Regions from separate parts of the Homo sapiens genome. Here region 2 is linked to region 1. A link is a loop called in an ENCODE intact Hi-C map of the cell type or tissue named here. Cell type or tissue: heart right ventricle. All regions are shown on one strand. Links, peaks and the distances in the headings refer to the core of each region. The heading gives the core; the rest is flanking DNA. Region 1 overlaps LOC107985876. Region 2 overlaps LINC01819 (long intergenic non-protein coding RNA 1819).

The links. Peaks named below come from ENCODE experiments on the same cell type or tissue, not always from the same donor. Only the 100,000 strongest peaks of a DNase experiment are listed, where the experiment ranks them.
Region 2: it touches region 1 in a loop (2.4-fold over the local background); 28 of 110 quality-filtered maps call a loop at or near these places.

The regions. Positions count from the first base shown.
Region 1 is chr2:43,077,915-43,087,602 of GRCh38, reverse strand. The region is part of intron 2 of LOC107985876; the gene reads left to right. LOC124907756 (a long non-coding RNA gene) reads right to left here. Exons shown (of 2, transcript XR_007086299.1): 2 at 3,503-8,411. Among named protein-coding and RNA genes, the nearest start is that of LINC02580, 20 kb to the left of the region's middle. RefSeq lists enhancers at 34-572, 573-1,112, 2,662-3,428, 3,429-4,195, 6,438-7,140. In heart right ventricle, for the core only: no CTCF peak of the experiment used is centred there; DNase peaks (open chromatin) are centred at 3,352, 3,758, 4,122 and 4,932; H3K27ac peaks cover 4,260 bases.
Region 2 is chr2:43,026,511-43,036,198 of GRCh38, reverse strand. LINC01819 (long intergenic non-protein coding RNA 1819) reads left to right here. Exons shown (of 6, transcript NR_110585.1): 3 at 1,047-1,144; 4 at 4,898-5,064; 5 at 6,222-7,285; 6 at 8,014-8,346. Among named protein-coding and RNA genes, the nearest start is that of LINC01819, 8.2 kb to the left of the region's middle. RefSeq lists enhancers at 8,380-9,195, 9,196-9,688. In heart right ventricle, for the core only: no CTCF peak of the experiment used is centred there; a DNase peak (open chromatin) is centred at 3,798; H3K27ac peaks cover 2,153 bases.

The DNA.
Region 1 (9,688 bases), core at 2,930-7,929:
GAGTGTGGGAGGTGCCATGGGGTCATTAGTGTGTCTGCATCGTGGATGAATCTCATAGACAGGATGAACTAGGTAAGCTGGTCATGAAAGCACATGCTGTTGGTGATTCCATTTCAATGAGGTTCAAAAAGAGGCAAAATTAATTGATGGTGAGAGAAGTTCCAAATCACGGTCACCTCTGAGGGGGACGAATGTTGACTGGGAAGGGGATCCAGGGAATCTTCTGGGGTATTTGCAGTGTTCTACATTTCATCCAGGTGTGTTTGTATGTAAAAGTTCATCAAGCCACGCCATTAAGACGAGTGTGTTTTACTGAGTGTGTTATATCTCCCTAAAGAAGTTGAAAAAATGTTCGCATGTCTCCCCTTCATGCAGGAGTGATCTTCAGGAATTCTCCAATTCTAGGGCCTCTTGCTCCTCATGGGCTCTCTGTCCTGCCCCCTCACCCCAAGTCTGCCCTAGAGCAGCTTTGGCAATGATATCTTCCTGCATTGCATGAATTGGCTGGCACTGCCCAGCCTGGCCTGGGGCTGAGTTCCAGGATGGGAGTCATGTTGAGGGATGCATTAACCTGCTCCTGAGAGGGCAGAGTGGCTGGGCTTGGGTGTCCTCAATGTCTCTGGGGGCTGGTGAGTGGGAAGGGGGCCTCACCCCTATACACGGGGATGTCTGGCTGTGTTGGGGGCCGGGGGTGTTTGGAATAAGCGAGCAACAGCGGCACATCCTTGGCATGACGGGCCCGCTTCCTGGAAGGAGAGCAGGGAGGGGTGCTGCTGAGGGTGTCCAGGTTGGGCTGAAATGAAGAGCCTGTCCTGCTCACAACCCTGCTATTTGGAACCTGGAGCCATGACGTTCCTCAGAGTTTCCATTCTCTGTGCTGCAGCTGTTGGTTACGTGTTTCATTCAAAATGCTTTGCAGGAAGCAGCAGGCTTCACATTCCAGGGTTTGTAGTCATTTTTTCTCTCAGAGCTCTCGGGCTGGGATTAGAATGTTCTTCAAGCCACACTGTCCTCGGCTGGACTCCCCAAGAGGAAGTGGGTGGGTCTCTGGGGGAAGAGAACATAGGCCTAAATGCAGGGACGGAATGAAAAAAGATTGGCCAGGCGTGGTGGGTCACGCCTGTAATCCCAGCACTTTGGGAGACTGAGGCGGGCAGATCACCTGAGGTCAGGAGTTCGAGATCAGACTGGCCGACAAGGTGAAACCCCGTCTCTACTAAAAATACAAAAATTAGCTGGATGTGTTGGTGGGTGCCTGTAATCTCAGCTGCTTGAGAGGCTGAGGCAGGAGAATCACTTGAACCTGGGAGGAGGAGGTTGCAGTGAGCCGAGATTGCACCACTGTATTCCCGACAGAGCAAGATTCCGATTCAAAAAAAAAAAAAAGAAAAAAGATTAAGGCCAGCACAAGTAACTCCTAGAGAGGCCAGCTGAGTTGAGGCCCAGGTATAGTGAAGGGTAGAAAGCTGGTGGGTGGTGGCTCTTGCCCTCCCCAGCGTTAGGCCAAGGAGAACGCAGAGCCTGTGGTGTGTGCACGTGTGTGGTGGGGTGGGGGCAGGGGGCGTGAAACAGACTCAGTGCTGGCCTTTTATCCTGATGGACCCACACTCATGCTTCCTCTCACTGTGGTCACTGCCCTCGGGCTGAGGGAGAGGGTGACATGGGTGTCACTTGCTGAGGCGGCAGCAGGAGACGTATCCTCAGGTTTGGGGCAGGCAGGGGAGCACATTAGCACGTGGACCACATAGATACGTGGATGCAGACAAACAATGACGAATGTTTGCTAGAGTGTCTGCTATGCTCCTGGCACCCGGGTGGGTGTTGGGAATAATACCGCAGGTACAAGACAGACTCTATGGTTGCCATCACAGGAAGGCCTGGCAGAGATGGCCTGGAAGGTGTCCACTGGGATAAGGGAGGGAGAACAGATTCAGGCAGTGGGGGCTGGTAGGCGCCAGGCTCCAGTGGACAGAGATGGGAGCAGGCGAGTGTAGACCGCCGTCGTAGATCCCGGGAAGGAGTGGTACCCAGAGAGTATGAAGGAAGGGCAGAGCCCAGGAAGGAACTTGCAGGGGGTGTGGAGTGGCTGAAGATCTGGAAGGGGAAGGTGACGGACAGATTAAGTCCTGGGGTCCTGAGACAGGGCTCCCTCTCCAAGTCATGAAAAGCCCAGAGGTAGGCTCAAGAGGAGGAGGAGGAGGAGGAGGGGAAGGGGCAGGGGCCACAGGCAGCCACCCCTAATCCAGTGTCACCCTTTCCTTTGCGCTCCTGGGGCAGAGGGAAGGAAACCCTCCCTAAGGGTTAGACCCTCATTAGGCTCTAATGAGAGCCTAAGTCTGGCACTTTAGAGGTGACAAAGCACTTTTGCTTCCCGTGTAGGCAGAATTCTAAATATGGCCCCCAATATTTCCATCCGAACCCCTGAACATGATAAGACATCAAGCCCATGATCATGTGAAATTATATGGCAAAGGGATTTCAAAGACATCATTAAGGATAGAAATCAGTTGACTCTGAGTCCAAGAAAAGAAAGATGAGTTGGTAGGGGCCTAATCGAATCACACGAGCCCTTTAGAAGCAGAGGGTTTTCTCTGGCTGGGGGCAGGAGAGGAAGTCACAGATGTGAAGTGTGAGGGAGGGTTCGATACATCTTTGATGACTTGAAGAAGGAGGGGACCATGTGGAAAGGACTCGAGAGAGAGCAGCTTCGAGGAGCTGATAGAGATCCCTGGCTGACCGCCACCTCAGTCCTGCAACTGCAGGAGTGGAATTCCGCCACAACCCGAATGAGCTTGCAAGGAGATGCTTTCCCAGAGCTTCTGGAAAAGAGCTTCTGATAGGAGCCAGCCAGCTCACACTTTGATTTTCAGCTTGTGAGACCCTAAGCAGAGACTATAGCTGAGCCCACCTGGACTTCTGACCTGAAGTGTGAAATAAGAAATGGGTAGTGTTTAAGCTGCTTTGTAATAATTTGTGATGCAGCAATAGAAAACGAATATACTCCACTTTCTCATTTAACCCTGAGAAGGTCTTTGGGAAGCATCTGACGACTCCCTCTGCAGATGGGACAGGCTAAGTGAGGCCCTCGGTTTGCAGGTGCCCAGCTGCGGCTCAGGGCTGAGCCTAGCTGATTTTTTGGTATCACAAACGCTTTTCCCACCTGAACGGCCACAAAGGAACCACAGGCACTCAGCCTTGGCCAGGAGCACCAGAGGTGGGGGACCTGCATCTCACACTCCCCTTTCTAAGATGCACCTCAGCAGATGCAATCCTGCTGGAGCCTGCAGGGTACAAAGCCATCCCAGCCCCGCCACCTCCCTGGAGAAGAGCAGAGCTCTTGGCAGAAACCAGAGAAGGGCAGTGACCTCAGCCTCCCCCTTCCTCTCAGATGACAAGTCTGGGCTCTGTTAAGGCAAGAGACAGGAACTGAGATCCAAGGAGCCATGAGGTTCGGCTTCCCCTCCCCAACATCCAGTAAAAAGCATTCTCTGACTTGTCGGGATGGGGATTTTTTGAATTTTATACTCGTTTTCTGAATCATTTGTTGGGCACAGTTGGGCATCTCCTAGGAGTCCAGAAATGTTTGCAGGGAGGGAGGTTTTGTTCCTGCTTTATTGATTAAAAAGCCCTAATGAAGGTTTTCTCATTCCTGCAGAGGCCTTTTCTAAAAACCTCCTTAATTCTTCCCAGATGGCGTCCAGTTCTCCCTCCCCAGCAGGGTGGGGCTTCAGAAAGTAGGAGGGCTTTGTGTCTGGCCGACTGGGGATCTCAGCTCTGTCACTTAGTCCCTGAGGGGTGCGTGGGGGCAGGCAACCTCCCCAAGCCTCAGTTTCTTCAGGAGTTTCTAAGATGCAATGAGCCAACAGATATGCACAAGGTCCCTGGCAGGCAAGAAGGAAGCACTCACTATTGCTTCCTTACCCACGTGCCTGAGCACAACACAAGAACTACCTTGGAAATATTTTTTCGACAAAAGAAAACAATTTTGATTCTCATGACAGGCAGGCCTGGTTGGCCAGCAGCAAGAGTCTTCTGTCAGCAAAGTTTGCCTTTGTGCTTCACCTTGCCGAAGCTACTTCCTCCATCTGTGGCGCATTTCCTTCTTTCCAGCCCTCCCTGGCCAGATCCCAGGCCCTGGGAGCGGGGACACACTTGAAACCTCGGCAAGAGTCTTCGAGTTCAGTATTGCAAAGGGAGGTCAGGGTTGAATGGTGGAATCCAAGGCCCTGGAGCAGATGGGCCAGTGTGGGAATATTTTCGGGCAGGGGAGGAGGATGTTGCCAAGGTCCCTCAAGGTGTCTGTCGGGTGGGGACCAAAAGCAGTGGTTGTGCAAGCCTCTCTCCTGCTTGGGTTTATCCTGACTGTCTATTTGCAGGTTTGGAGGTTTGAGCTGAATCCTCTTAGAAGTAGCTTTTGCTGTCCTTGACATTTGAGAAAAATCTGCTTGACTTCAGCAGGTCCTGGGGGCAGAGTTTGGGAATGTGGGAGTGGTCATGTGTTTGTCGGGGTGAAGGGTGAGAGGACCTTCAGGCTCTGGGCCCCAGAATCGTTGGCCCCATGACAAGAAGATTGGAGGGTTGGTGAGGCTGTTTTCCCTGCTGTTCCCCATGGCTTCTGGGGTGTTCTGGGATGGATGGTATTTGAGGGCCAGTGCAAGTCCCTGGGATTTGGGAGTAAAGCTAGTTCCTCTTAGGGAAACCTTCCAGGGCAGAGGCTGAAGGAGGTACTGGGGGATGAGGGGGGTGTCTATGAACTGGGGCCCTATGCTCGGACTGGGATTTTGAGGCCAGGGCCCAGTACTGCCCTCAGCTGCCTCCACCCTCCTCCCCTGAGCTGTGGGCTTAGAGCTGAGCCAAGCATAAAACAGACAACCTCTCTCTGCTTCTATGTCCCCACCCCCATCCTGACGAAGTCTGGTTTTCATCACTCATTAATCACTGCAGCTTCCCACAGCCTGTGTCTGTCTGTCCACACTCACCAGCCCCCTGGGCCCTGGGGGGATGGATAGACAGACAGGCAGATGGTCTTTAACTTGGGGAAATTTCGGGTCACACTGTGGGCTGCTCCCTCCCCCAGGGCAGGGGAGAGGCATGCTTCCTGGGTTGTTAGAGGTCACCGCTACCCCCAGCCTGGCCTGAAGCTGCCAGCCCGACCCACCTCACCCTGGCAGCAGGCAACTGGGGCCATTAGCTGTCCTGTTCACCAGGAAGGAAATGGGTTGGAGGGCTGAGGAATTCTAATGAAGCTTCCCCAGCTGGCAGGCCGGCTGGCGGGTGAGAGCTGGCACCTCCACCCCTGCTAGAGTCGGTGCCAGCCCTGTCCGGCCTGGCCCGCTTGGTGACCACCTGCCGCTGTGGGAACCCCGGCCTTGGGCCGCCTCGCAGAGCCCCTGAAGATTCCCAGGCACTGGGGTTCTCGGCCCCTGCCAGCCCACCCTGCTTCCCTCACATCACCTCTCTGCTCCTGTCCTCCTTCCCCTTCCCCTTGACCTCACCACCTTGACTTCTCTGAAGGAGATGGGGCCTCCAGGGTTGCATTGCCATGCATGACCCCACCCACCAGCCTCTCATTGCACGCCACCCCCTCCAACCACCAACTCTGGACTCCTGAGTACTGATCTGGTTCTTCTCTGACCCACTGTCAAGTTGGAGCTACTCACAGCCTCTCTAGGCCTCAGTTTCCTGGACTCTAAAGTGGGGTGAAAATTGCAGTTCTGCTACATCTCTTAGGGTTACCCTCCTGCTATGACTAATTAGAATGCCATTGATTGAGGGTCTGCTGGGTGTGGAATATGATGTGCAACTGGTGGGAAAGAGTACCAGGTGCCCTAGGTAGGGTGCCAAGGGTCACCCTCACTGTCATCCTCATCCCAGGGCCATAACATCACTGAATTTGATCACAGAATTTGCCTTCTGGGCCCTCCTGGCTTTTGCATACATTTCTCTAGGACCTCCCTGCTGACCTCAGCCTCTCCTGCCTTCCAAGAGGATTTGTCTTTTAAAATAGGAGACTAAAGACAACAGCTCTTGTCCCACAGAAAAAGCATTCTCTAAAACAAGCATGAGGTTCTAATGGCAGGACTCCAGGTGCTGCAGTAGTTGAGTGGGGGACATTCTAGGTGAGGCAGGGGGGTGTGGCGGGGGTGTGGTGGGGGTGTGTGTTTCAATTAGGTGGCTGCCAGCTTACCTTACCTTGCATGGGGCGGGGAACCCCAAGCACTACACTGGAACTTTCCCCCTCTCAACCCTGGACTTGTCCCCCTCCCCAAATGTCCCTCATGGGAACCGGGTACACAGTGGCCATTGTGGTGTGGGAGAGGAGGCAGGAAGTGGCAGTTGAGAGGGCCACTTTTGGAGTCTAACAGTTTTGGGTTTGAATCCCGGCTCAACCATTTGCAGGTTGGATGACCCTGGCCTCTGTTTCTTCATCCATAAAATAAGGATCGTAAGAGTACTGCCTACCTGGTGGGGCTGTCAAAGATTAAGTGATATAATATGGTTAAAGTGCTTGGTCACGGTGCCTGGCCAGAGAGGGTGCCCCATACATGGTGGCTACAGTGCTAGGAAGCCCTTAGCTCTCCCAGATACCATGGCCTGCCTGCCATGCAGGGCACTGGCTGACGGCTGGTGGGCAGCACGGCCTAGGGCTGGGAGTGGTGGTGAGGAGTGTCAGGCAGCCATGGGCTCCCCAGTGGTGGCCACAGCAGAGAGCTGGAAATGAGACCAAGTGTGATCTTTCCTCCCTGGTCCCACGCTCCGTGCTCCCCCAGAGCTGTGTCCCTGGAACCCAGGAGCCTCCAGCTCTGGCTACACGCCAGCCTTTCCTCATGCAGGCCTCTGTCTTTATAGCCTCCTGTTGGCTCATCTGCCCTGGTGGGTGGGAGCTGCTTCACCGAGGATCAGAAGATGACATGGATCCCCAAATGGTTTCCACTGGCGCCAGAATGCCGCACGGCAGCCAGCTGTCAGCATTGCCATGCGAGATGGCAAGATCCCCAGCAGGGGCAGAGCCCCTCAGAGAGCAAAGCCCGCCAGAACCAGGGTTCTGAAGTCATAGAACTCCTTCCCACAGATCCAGGATGCACATCTGCATATCATTGCACAGTGGTTTGCATACATTTGCATCCAAGTCCACATCCAGTCCCTCCATACTGTTCCTTTTTCCACCTCTAGTAAGAATGAATATTTAACGTACCACTCCAAAGTTATAGTAGCTAAGCCCCCAAACCCAATTCCATCCATTTCAAGTGTGTTTTGAGGGCCTGATGTCTGGAGCAGCCTTTTTTGTTGTTGTTGTTGTTGAGATGGAGTCTCGCTGTGTCACCCAGGCTGGAGTGCAGTGGCACAATCTCAGCTCACTGCAAGCTCCGCCTCCTAGGTTCACGCCATTTCCTGCCTCAGCCTCCTGAGTAGCTGGGACTACAGGCTCCTGCCACCAGGCCCGGCTAATTTTTTGTATTTTTTTTTTTGGTAGAGACGGGGTTTCACCGTGTTGGCCAGGATGGTCTCGATCTCCTGACCTCGTGATCTGCCTGCCTCGGCCCCCAAAGTGCTGGGATTACAGGCGTGAGCCACCATGCCCGGCCAGACCAGCCTTTATCAAAGATGGAGGATGAGGAAACTAGAGTCCTTGCTTTTAGGGTACTCACAGCCTAACTGGGGAAATTCACAGGTGAGATCCAGGAAAATGTATTAGGGTGCATTCCAGGGTGCAGTAGCTATAGATAAATAGGGTGCTGGGGTTGGGGGCAGGAGCTCCAGATGGGCTGGAGGAGCATGGGTGGTAAGCTCCAGGGTCCCTGGCACAGGGCTGCACATGTGCTGGCCACTGTGTTGATGAGGGGTCTATGAGTTTTTAACTCAGCCCCCCATCCCATGGCTCTCTCTGGTGCAGGAACTACATGTGGTCGCCTTGCATTGTACCACAGGCCTGCACTCCACTGCGACAGACTGGACCCAGTGTGGGGCCAAGGACAAAGGCGGCCTTCCGTGAGGTAGTTGGACTTGGGAGCTCTGAGTGGGTGGGAGTGCCTGTCCCACCTAGTCCCATCCATGCACCTTCATGTGATACAGAGGAGGGAACTGAGGCACAGAAGGCTGGGTAACGCACTCAAGCATCCACACAGGAAGAGGAACTGGAAGAGGAACCCAGGCAGCTAGGCTCTTTGGCCAGTGCCTTTGGCCACCACACTCCATAGTTTCCCACCAAAGGACATGCTCGGCTCCAGGGCAGGAGTTAACAGACCATCAGGGGTTGGTGAGGCCGGCTCTGGAGTCCCACTCTCAGGTTTTGGCTGGCTTCTTGATTGCATCCCGTTTGATCAGCTGGGTCTTTTGAATGCTGACTCCATTGATTGTCAGTGGTGTGACTTCAGGGAAGCTGCTCGATTTCTCCACCAAGGTTTCCTCACCTGTGGAGCGAGTGCAGTGAGGGCACCTATTCATGGGAACCTGATTCACATGGCACCGCAGTGAATGTGCAATGCACGTCTGCTGCTGGGTGGGGACCGATGGGGAAGGTCTGACAATGGCTTGTTGAGGGCATGTAAGGAAATGGGCCTGGCTGGAGCAGAGGCCGCCCAGGGGAGGAGAGAGGGACAAGGCTAGGCCTGGGGAAGGGAGCCCCAGTGCCCTCCGTCATTCCAGAGAGGCAGATGTGGTCCATGTGGCCAGAGCTGCCTGTGGCTTGGCAGCTTCTCCTCACTGGCCTCATCTGGTCCCTCATAGAGATGCTGGGACTGCCCCTCCTTAGGAGCTTCAGGGCTGGGAGTGGGTGCTGTGCCCTTAAGAATGCCCTCAGAATGCCACCAGGTGCTCACAGTCAGCCTGCAAGACCCACAGCATGGTGAAATTCTGAGTTGCCGACATGGTGCTTGAAAGCAAGACTTAAGGTTACATTTTGCCTTCCCTGGTTTCCTTTAAAAAAGTCCGGAGATGGATGGGGGCTTGGCCTCTCCACATCATTGGGAAAAGGTCATCAGACTCCACTGCCGAGGCAGGAGGGTCAGGGGCAGTTGGAAGACCAGGGGTATCCAGGGAGGAGGGGCAGGGGTTCTAAATAGAGGCAAAAGAGCAGAGTGAGGAGGGGCTGGGGGATGTGGCCATAACTCTGAGGACCCCATTATAGGAAAACACAGTACTCACAGGCAGACACACACCTGGACATGCGTTCTTGCACCCATGGGCCCACAGACCATCGTCAAGAGGCTCAGAGAGTAGTGAGCCAGCCTGCAGGTTTCCAGAATATTCTCTTACGAGAGTCTCTATCCAGGAGTCTAGTTGGGGATAAAGCAAGGCCCTCTCCTTTACACTTTTTATTTAAGCACATTTGGGCAGATTGAGTTTGCCTGTTAACTAGAGTTAAAAGGGACTTGGGGCTCAGCCTCTTCTTGGTCCTACAGCTGTGGGCAGGGAAGAAGGAATGAGGGGTAGATAGTACACAACTGAGATCTGCTTCCACCTTGGGTTCCAGTCTCGAGGCACCAGCTCTGTGTAGGAAACCCACTGATGGGCAGCCTGACCTGATCTGGCAATGTATGGAGTCTGCTGGAGGTCTAGTCCCTGCCTCATCCTTCCCAACAGCCCCTCCTTAGGTGGGTGCTCAGTGTCTCTGGGGAGAATGCTCTAAGCTTTCTCTTCCACTATTAGCTCCACTCTATTCTTGTTCCCTGGCCCTCCTGCCCCAAAC
Region 2 (9,688 bases), core at 1,756-6,755, 50 kb after region 1:
GAATTTTCTTGGGTCATTAAAATATTCTTTGAAAATACGATGTAAAATGGCTGCATAGTATCCTATTGTACGGTACAGTGGTTACTAAGCCAATTTCCTAGTGTTAGGCATGTGAACTGTTTCAAAATTGTTCATTATTTTAAATAATAATTTAATAAACATTCTTACACATACATCTTTGCATACATCTCTGATTATTTCTTTCTCTCTTTTTTTTTGGGCGGGGGGGATGGAGTTTCGCTCTTGTTGCCCAGGCTGGAGTGCAATGGCATGATCTCGGCTCACCACAACCTCTGCCTCCTGGGTTCAAGTGATTCTCCTGCCTCAGCCTCTCGAGTAGCTGGGATTACAGGCATGTGCCACCACACCCAGCTAATTTTGTATTTTTGGTAGAGACGGGGTTTCTCCATGTTGGTCAGGGTGGTCTTGAACTCCCGACCTCAGGTGATCTGCCCGCCTCAGCCTCCCAAAGTGCTGGGATTACAGGCGTGAGCCACCGTGCCCAGCCTCTGATTATTTCTTTAGGATAAAGTCCTAGAAGTGGGATTATGAAGTAAAAGGATGTGAATCCCTGCAAAGTTCTTGGTGTCTGGGAGCAATGTGTTTTTGATAAATTGTGTTACCGTAGTCCCCTCTTATCTTCAGGGGACATGGCCCAAGCCCCGCAGTGGGTGTCTGAAATTGTAGTTAGTATTGAACCCTGTATACACTATGTTTTTTCCTATACATACATACCTATGATAAAGTTTAATTTATAAATTAGGCACAGTAAAAGATTAACAACAATAATAAAATAGATCAATTATAACAATATGCTGCAAGAAAAGTAATGTGAGTATGGTCTTTCTCCATGTGTCTCAAAATGTTATATTGTAGATCCTAGCTACCTGAGCTAAGATCTGAGATCTAAAATCTTGATTTTTTTTTCCATATAAATTATATCATAAGAATTTTCCTGGGTCATTAAAATAGTCTTTGAAAATACAATTTTATTTGATTTATTTATGTATATTTTTTGAGACAGGGTCTCTCACTTTGTCACCCAGGCCGGCGTGCAGCAGGGCAATCGTGGTTCACTGCAACCTCGACCTCCCAGGGTCAAGTGATCCTCCAGCCTCAGCCCCACAAGTAGCTGGGACCACAGGTGTGCACCACCGTGCATGGCTAATTTTTGTGTTTTCTGTAGAGACGGGGGTTTCTCCCTGTAGCCCATGCTGGTCTTGAACTCCTGAGTTCCAGCGATCTGCCCACCTTGACCTCCCAAATTGCTGGGATTGCAGGTGTGAGCCACAATGCCCAGCCTGAAAATACAATTTTTAATGGCTGCATAGTATCTCATTGTTTGGCACAATATACACTTTTTTTCTTTCCTTATTAAGTCAAGAACTTCCACCTTTTAATTTAAAGGAAGCACTTCACGGCTTCTCTTTGGCACATCCAAATTTCCAGCATTGCTACTCTTGTGCTTTGGGGCCATTACAAGGTAAAACAAGGGTTACTTGAACACAAGCACCATGATACCTTGACAGATGGCCCCTAAGGGACACGCAGGTGGGTGGCAGCCACAGCATGGATACGCTGGAGAGAGGAATGATTCATGTCCCAGGTGGGACATCAGGGGATGGCCTGTTGGAGTAGGAGTCAGGAGGCCAGTGTGGCCAGAATGGAAACTTGACATCTATTCTTATGATTCTTTAAGGGAAGTGAACCCCACTGTGACAGCCTGGCCTAGGCCAGAAGGCAGCAGAATGGCAGAGGGCAGCTTCCACAGCTCCAACACCTGCTCAGGTGTTTATGGCAGTGAGGAGGGAGAGCATGTCCCAGAGCTGGGTTCCACTGTGCCGGGTGCTGAGAGTCCAGGGCTGACTAGGTCATGACTCTGCTTCTAAGTTGATTTTATAAATTCGGCACAGTAAGAGATGAACAACAACAATAATAAAATAGATCAATTATAACAATATGCTGCAATGAAAGTTATGTGAGCATAGTTTTTCTCTCTATGTCTCAAAATATTGTAGATCCTAGCTTCTAAGTTCAATTTATAAATTAGGCACACAATCCCATGGGGTCGACGGATGGACACTGTTAACAAGCATATGGCATGACAGATAGGGGAGGCTTCCTGGAGGAGGTGACATTTGAGTGGGGCATTGAGGGATGAACAGGTGAATTGGATTTCAACAGGCAGGGAATATATTAATACCTGTTTGCTGAGAAGAGCATAAGGGACCCATCGTTATTAGGGTGTGGACCCATGGCCTTGATCTGGGATTATCACTGGGAAGTAGAGAAAGCAGAGAGTGAGAAGAGGGTTCAGAAGAGGACCCTGGGCCACATGGCCATGTTGAAGGTGGGGTAAGAGGTGGGGCTGGAAAGTGCTGGAAGGGGGCTAAGGAGGAGCATCAAGGCATGAGGAACACCAGTGGAGTGGGCTGTCACAAGATTTAAGAACGACCAACGGAGAAAATATCACATATTGATGGGAGGCCAAGAGAGACAGGCTCTAAGGAGGGCCCAGGGCCGGCAAGCATTTGGTCCCGGGAGACCCTGGCAGGGGCCGGGCTGGTAAAGTGGACAGGATAGAGGTCGGGGGCATTTGATTCCTGCGGCTGTCATGGTAACAAACCACTTCAAACTGAGGGGCTTAAACAACACACATTATTCTCTTACAGTTCTGGAGGCCAGAAGCCCAAAATCAGTCTCGCTGGGCTAACGTGAAGGTGTCAGTCGGGCTGGTTCCTTCTGGAGGCTCCAGAAAAGAATCTGTTTTCTTGCCTTTTCTGGCTCAGTTTCTCGGCTTGTGGCTCCTTCCTCCATCTTCAAAGAGCACCACTCCAATCTGCTCCTCCATCAGGTCACCTTCTGCCTGACTCCTACATCCCTTTCAGAAGGACCCTTGTGATTCCATGAGGTCCACCCAGATCACGCAGGATAATGTCCCCGTCTCAAGAGGCTTAATCTAATCACAGGTGAAAGCCCTATACGAGGTGTCATGGACAGATTCTGGGCCTAAAGACATGAACATCTGTGGGGGCATCACTCAGACTTCCACGGGTGACAAGGGCCCCATGGTGGGAGGGGAGAAGAGGAGGAAACGGGAGAGTGAGGATTCACCAGGAGACTGGCCCGAGAAAGGAGACACGGATTGGACAGGCTCAGCCAGTGGAAGACCGTCCTGCCTGGAGGGAAGTGGCTTTTAGGAGTTTTTTCCTGAGCCTGTTGTGTCTCCTTCCCTCCTTTCTCCCCCAAATCCAACTAGAAAACTAGAAACATAATCTGTTGTGTTGACTCCATAGGTCTTGCTTCCCCTCAACCCAGACACCGACTCGCCCAAGGGTCTTCCAGCTGGCTGAGTTGGAACCTGCATTTTTTAACCACAAGGAAAAGAAGCCCAGAGCTACCAAGAATAATATTTTATTGACTTGGAATGAGTTTTGGAATCTGTATTTTTAACAAGCTGCCCAGGTGATTTTGATGATCAGACAGTTTGAGGTGGTTTTTTTTTTTTTCCTTTCCTCTTTCTCTTCCCTTCAGTAAACTGTTTTTCAACTTTGTTTTTCAGTGAAAACCATTTCCTCCTCGTCGTGGCGCAGGTCCAGAGGCTGCGCCCATCTCTCCCACGTCAACAGTCCTGTGTCCTTGGCGAAGGACTGTTCTCTCATTCAGTGCCTTTCCTCTCTTCCTGGGCCAAATCCCTGCTTTGCGTCTCCCTGCAGCTCATAAAAAGCTGAATTACCTGAGGCAGGGAAAGCCCCACCCACTGTCATTCTCAGGGAGGAGTGGAGTCTGCAGAGGCCGCAATGCACAGCTTCCCTATCCCCCTCCACCCGTGTTTTCCCAGAGCAGCTCTGTTCCAGGCCCGGGGGTGTCCCTGGGCCGAGATGGAATCCAGCCCTGACCACCTCCCAAAGCCAACAGCCCTGAGTGAGCGTGCAGAGAAGCAAGAGCTGTTCCTGATGCAGAGCAAAGACATCTCCCAGTCAAGGGGGATGAACTGATTTGGGACAAAAGGCAGTTGTTGGCTGAGGAAGGCAGGATCTGGGGGAGCCCTGTGCTGAGTGGAGGTGGGTGGGTGTATTTCCTTGGCTCACAGAGGCCTCTTGTCTGGTGGGATCAGCTCCTCCAGCCAGTTGCCACCTGGTCCAGCTTTGGGAGATGTGGAGAATGACTTTCGCAGTGATTTCCACTGGGCCATGGCATTGAAACAGCTGCAGGAGGGGACACAGCTGGTGCCACCCCTACTCCGTCCATTAGAGCTGCTGTGAAGGAATGCCACCCTCCCCATGGGGAGTGAGGGGGCCCTACTTGCTGTGGTTGGTTCCAGGGACCATGGGAAGAGGCAAACCCCTATTTTCAAGGGCACAAGTTGGCTTTTATTAAAATAAAATTTCATCATCACTTATTCCAGTGGCTCCCAAACTTGGCTAAACATCAGGATCACCCAGGATGTTTGTTAAAAAATAAAGATTATGGCCGGGTGCAGTGGCTCACGCCTGTAATCCTAGCACTTTGGGAGGCCCAGGCGGGCAGATCACTTGAGGTCAAGAATTCGAGACCAGCCTGGCCAACATGGGGAAATGCTGTCTCTACTAAAAATACAAAAATTAGCTGGGTGTGGTGGTGCATACCTGTAACCCCAGCTACTCGGAGGCAGAGGCAGGAGAATTGCTTGAACTTGGGAGGCAAAGGTGGCAGTGAGTCGAGATAGCGCCACTGCACTGCACTCCAGCCTGGGTGACAGTGCGAGACTCTTGTCTCAAAAAAAAAAAAAAAAAGATTAATAAAAATAAAGAGTTTTAGAACTCATCCTAGACGGAATCAATCAGAATCTCTTTGGGTAGGCTTGGGCTGGAATCAGTGCGAAATCTGACTAATCAGATTGCTTTCCTGATTCCAGACGGTTGAGCCCATAGAACAGGAGTGAGAAGATGGAAGGGCGAGGGGGCTGGGATGATGAAAACTTGCGCCTGCAGCCACCATTCATTACAGAGCGCCGGGGGCCAGCTGCAGAACTGTAGACTCCTCATACATCATCGTGTTGAGTCTTCAAAACAAACCTATGAGGTGTGCCCAATTGTTTCCATTTTGCTGGTGAGAAAATGGGAGCTCAAAGTGGCCACACACACAGCTAATAAGAGGCAGAGCCAGGACTCAGGCCCAGATCTTTCTCTTGACTCCTCTGCCGTGGAAGGGATCATGAGAAAACCTGGCCCCAGCTCCGGAGTCAGGCCAGCACATGACCCAACTGTCATGCCAGCACAAGCTGCCTTCTGGACACTTCTCTGGTGGGCTCTCTCTGTCTCAGGGCTTCAGCTGCCCCCTGCTCACTCCCCTCACATCAGTCACTGTGTAGCTGGGGACACAGAGGTGGCTGAGACATGGCCATCATCAAGGCAGGGGGTTCATGGAAAGGGCATGAGCTACAACCAGGAGAGAGGGCTTCTGGTTCCAGTGCCACCACCCAGAGCTCTGAAAGGGGCCCCAACACCCTTTTAGATGGACTAGATTGGGTGGTCTCTGGGGGTCCATCCACTCTTAAAAAGCAGAGTCTGATCACCTGACTGCCCTGGCACCCCCCCCGCCACTCCAGCACGTGGCCCTTGCTGACACATCTGCCCTGCAAGGCTGATGAGCTGTGGCTTCTTGCCTCTTTGGCTCCTTCCAGCACCCAGGAGTTTCTGGTACATGGTAGGCGTTCAGTGGGGTGACCCTTCATGGATAATCAGCAATTATGCATTAGGCACTATTGATAACCGCAGACCCTGGACTAAAATACTAGGAATTCAGAGAGGGCCCTACCTCTACGGAGTTTATAGCCTCGTAGGGGAGAAAGATAGAAAACACCATGAATCGATTACAATTGTGGTCAGTGCTAGGAAGAAAAATAATAGGATAGTTTAAGAATGGGATTGGGGGGAGTTCTAATTTAGACAGAGGCATTAGAAACATTTAACCTGAGACCCGAAGGATGAATAAGAGCCATATGGAAACTGGAGGTAAGGTGGGAGTGGGGACAGTGTTTTGGGCGAAGGGAGCAGGAGTTGCAAAGGCCCTGAGGTGGGGAGGATGGACACCAGGGAACCCAATGAGGGCCAGTGTGGCTGCAGGGACTGAGCTGGCAGGAGGGGCTCAGGAGCAGCAACTGATATTGAAGATGGCCAAGGTCAGACCATCAGGGTCTTGTGTTTGTTTGTTTGTTTGTTTGTTTTTCTGTCCCTCAGGCTGGAGTGCAGCAGCGCGATCTCGGCTCACTGCAACTTCCACCTCCTGGTTTCAAGCAATTCTCCCGCCTCAGCCTCCCGAGTAGCTGGGATTACAAGCACCCGCCACCATGCCCGGCTAATTTTTATATTTTTAGCAGAGGCGGGATTTCTCCATGTAGCCCAGGCCGGTCTCGAACTCCTGACCTCAAGTGATCCACCCACCTCAGCCTCCCAAAGTGCTGGGATTACAGGTGTGAGCCACCATGCCCCGCCAGCCATCAGAGTTTTATAGCAAGAATTTTTACCTTTGTCCTTAGTGCAATGGGAAATCCTTGAAACGCTATTATTGCCTTCCTCTGCAAGGAAAGGTTATTTTGGTGAGCAGTGGATAGAGGAAATGCAGAGGGAGCCACTAAAGGGTTCTGGTGAGATCTGGAGCCCTGCTGGGATAATCTGACCAGAGAAAGCAAAGATTCCAGAGAGCTAGGCACACTTGCCCTACCTCCAGCTGCACACAGCTGGTTCCAGCTTTGTCCTGACCTTCAGTCTGGCATACAGGGTAGACCCACTGGTACCTGGTACCTCACTCTGGGGGTGAGGTGGCCACCCACCTAGGTCTGGGTCCTGTAGCAGTTTGGCAGCAACATCTGGGTGATAAGAGAAGGCGATTTGACCTACTCCCAGGGACAAGAAGCTTTGACTCTTCAAGATCATAAAGTCTTCCCTCCTGGCCTTGGGTCCTCCTGTTGCGGGAGAGGTGAGGTGGGGTGAGGGTCCTCCGGGAGGGCAGGCTTGGCAGAGCCCAGCACCATCTCAGCAGACACTGCTCTTCTCCTACTCTCAGCACCTCCAAGGCAGTGAGTGGCTTTCTCTTGTCTAGAGGACAAAATCCGTTCCTCACCTGGACACAATGAACCTGTCTGTGGGATTTAGGGAGCATCAAGGAGGGAATTTAGTTTCCGCAGACTTCAAGGAAGACTTTCTGGAGGAGGTGATGCCTGAGAGCTATCCAGGAGAGAAGAGTGAAAAAATGTTAAGCAGTGGAAAAACATGAACCAAACTGTGGCTGCATCTTCCCATAGGTATGTGTAGGTAGACTCAGCATTTTACTGTTTCTGGGCATAAAGCACAGTACCATCTGCCCTAGGAAGCCCTTCTGCCATAGTAAACAGCCTCACATGGCTTCCAAAGGGCTCTTGGGCACTTCAGGGACCAGAGCCCAGCACACTGCTGGGGAGGCCAGGCTGTGCCTGGGTGGCCTGAGCTCTGGGAGTTTAAGCCAACGTGGATTATTGTTAGGAGTGAGTTTCATAGCCCTGCCTCTCCCATTCAGAGATCTCCACTCCCTACCCAGCAGCCTTGCGTAGGGTCTAGGATTCTTCTCCCCACATCACAGGTGGGCAGAGGAGGACTCTGCCTTAGGGAAGGTTGAAATTAAGATCCTAAACTAAGTTGGGCTGGGGTTAACTCTTCACAGATGGAGGATCTCCTTCAGCACGGGCTGAGGGCTGAGGGCCCCAGATCAGGGCATCAGACTCCTGGGGCTGCTTGCAGGGTAGAGAGGACCTCCATTCTGACGAGTCCCAGGACTCAGCACTGAGTAGAGAGGGGAGGGGCCGTGCCCATTTGACCAGACGTCCGATAAGGCAAGAGACTCTTGTTTTAGCATCAGAGCTGGAAGAGGCCCAGGGAGACTGTCCCTTGAAGCTTGAGGCCCTGAGAGGGACACTGGCTATGGAAGGTTGAACAATGGCCCCCAAACACGTTCACATCCTTATCCCCAGAGCCTGTGAATATGTTCTCTTAACAGGGCAACAGGGACTTAGCGCGTGCAATCAAGGATCTCCAGATGGGGATAACCCAGGTGTGCCCAACCTAATCTCAGTGTCCTTGGAAGAGGGATGCAGAAGGAGTCAGAATCAGAGAAGAAGGTGACACGATGAAGGAATCCGAAATTAGAGTGATGCTCTTTGAAGATGGAGGAAGGGACCACAAGCTGAGAAATAGAGGTGGCCACTAGACACTGAAAAAGGCAAGGAAGTGGATTCTCCCCTGGAGCCTCCAGAAGGAACCAGCTCTGCCGACACCTTGACATTAGCCCATTGAGACTGATTTAAGGGCTGCTGGCCTCCAGAATTGTAAGAGAATAAACGTGTGTTGTTTAAGGCCCTTGGTTAGTAGCGATTTGCTACAGCAGCTGCAGAAACCTAATAAGTATAGGTTCCACCTAGAGACGCAGAACTAGCCAGCGGCCGATCCTGCTCCGGGACCCTGCAGGCCCCAGCTCTATGGAATCCTGTCGCACACGGGATGGACGTGGGCTAGAGGCGGAGGTGAGGCCCCAAGGAGGCCCACAGACCAGGGCCTCCAGGGAATGTGCGTGAGTGCGCAGGGGTGCGTGTGTGAGAAGGGGAGGAACTTGTCTTCTTCGTGCATTGGGGATTTTCTAGGCAGACAATCCTCCAAAGTCATGTCAACATTTTTCTCTCCAGGAAAAAATAACTCAAGTCTCTATCAGAAACGTCAGAGTTTCACATGCACACCAGTAGACAGACTTGTGGGTGCCAGCGAGAAATGAGCTGCACCCTGGCCCTGGGCACCTTTCATCTTCAGCGGGCGGGGAGCTAGGCAGAGGGGGTGGGGGGAACCAACACAGCCACTGTGGACACATTGTGCCATCTGGACTTCCCCAGAGCTCTGGGAGTCCTATGGCGGGAGTGGCCCCACCCCTACCACACAATGCTTCCCACTTCCACCAAATCTCTGGGAAGATTCAACACATTTCTTAGCAGCCGAGAGCCATTGGAATTTCCAGCCTTATCCCAGATGTGAGGCTGACCACGATGGGAGTTTGGCTTTGTAAGGCATCTGGGGGGCTGGCAGTGCCCTCAGGCCCCCCAGCACTGGCCCGGCTGGGCTAACGTGCGTGATCCTCCTCACTCTGGGTCCTGCTGTTGGGCTTTCTGTGGCGAGCCGAAGAGAGCCCATGCATGTGGTTTTCGCACATGTGGAGAGGGCTGGGGGGCCTGAAGCCAGCAGGGTGGAGCCCCACAGTCAGGAAGAGACAGACAGCCTCTGGGGCCAGGAGTGGGGGCCGTGACAGGACGGGAATCCAGAGGGGTAAGGGGACTGAGGGAGAGCCAGAGAGGAGCGTTCAGGGAGAGTGGACACAAGCCTGAGGTCTGGCGGGGGCTAGATGTGGAGCCGGTTGGGTGGGGATGAGGGAGGCTCAGGGGTTTAGGGGCTCAAGGGCTTGGTGTGAGCTGGGGTCATAGCTGGTGCCTGGCCACGGGCTGCTGGGAGGGTAGGAAGCGAGGACAATGACCCTTTACCCAGCCAGTGAGCCCTAGTTCCTGGTGCCAAGAGCTGCTCACTCCAGGGCCAGTATTGTGGGAGGCAGGTAGAGAGCTGCAGTGGGGGAAATGCATGCCCATGGCTGGCTCACCCGTGTCGGGGAGAAAGGCAGTGGCCATGAGGGAAAGCAC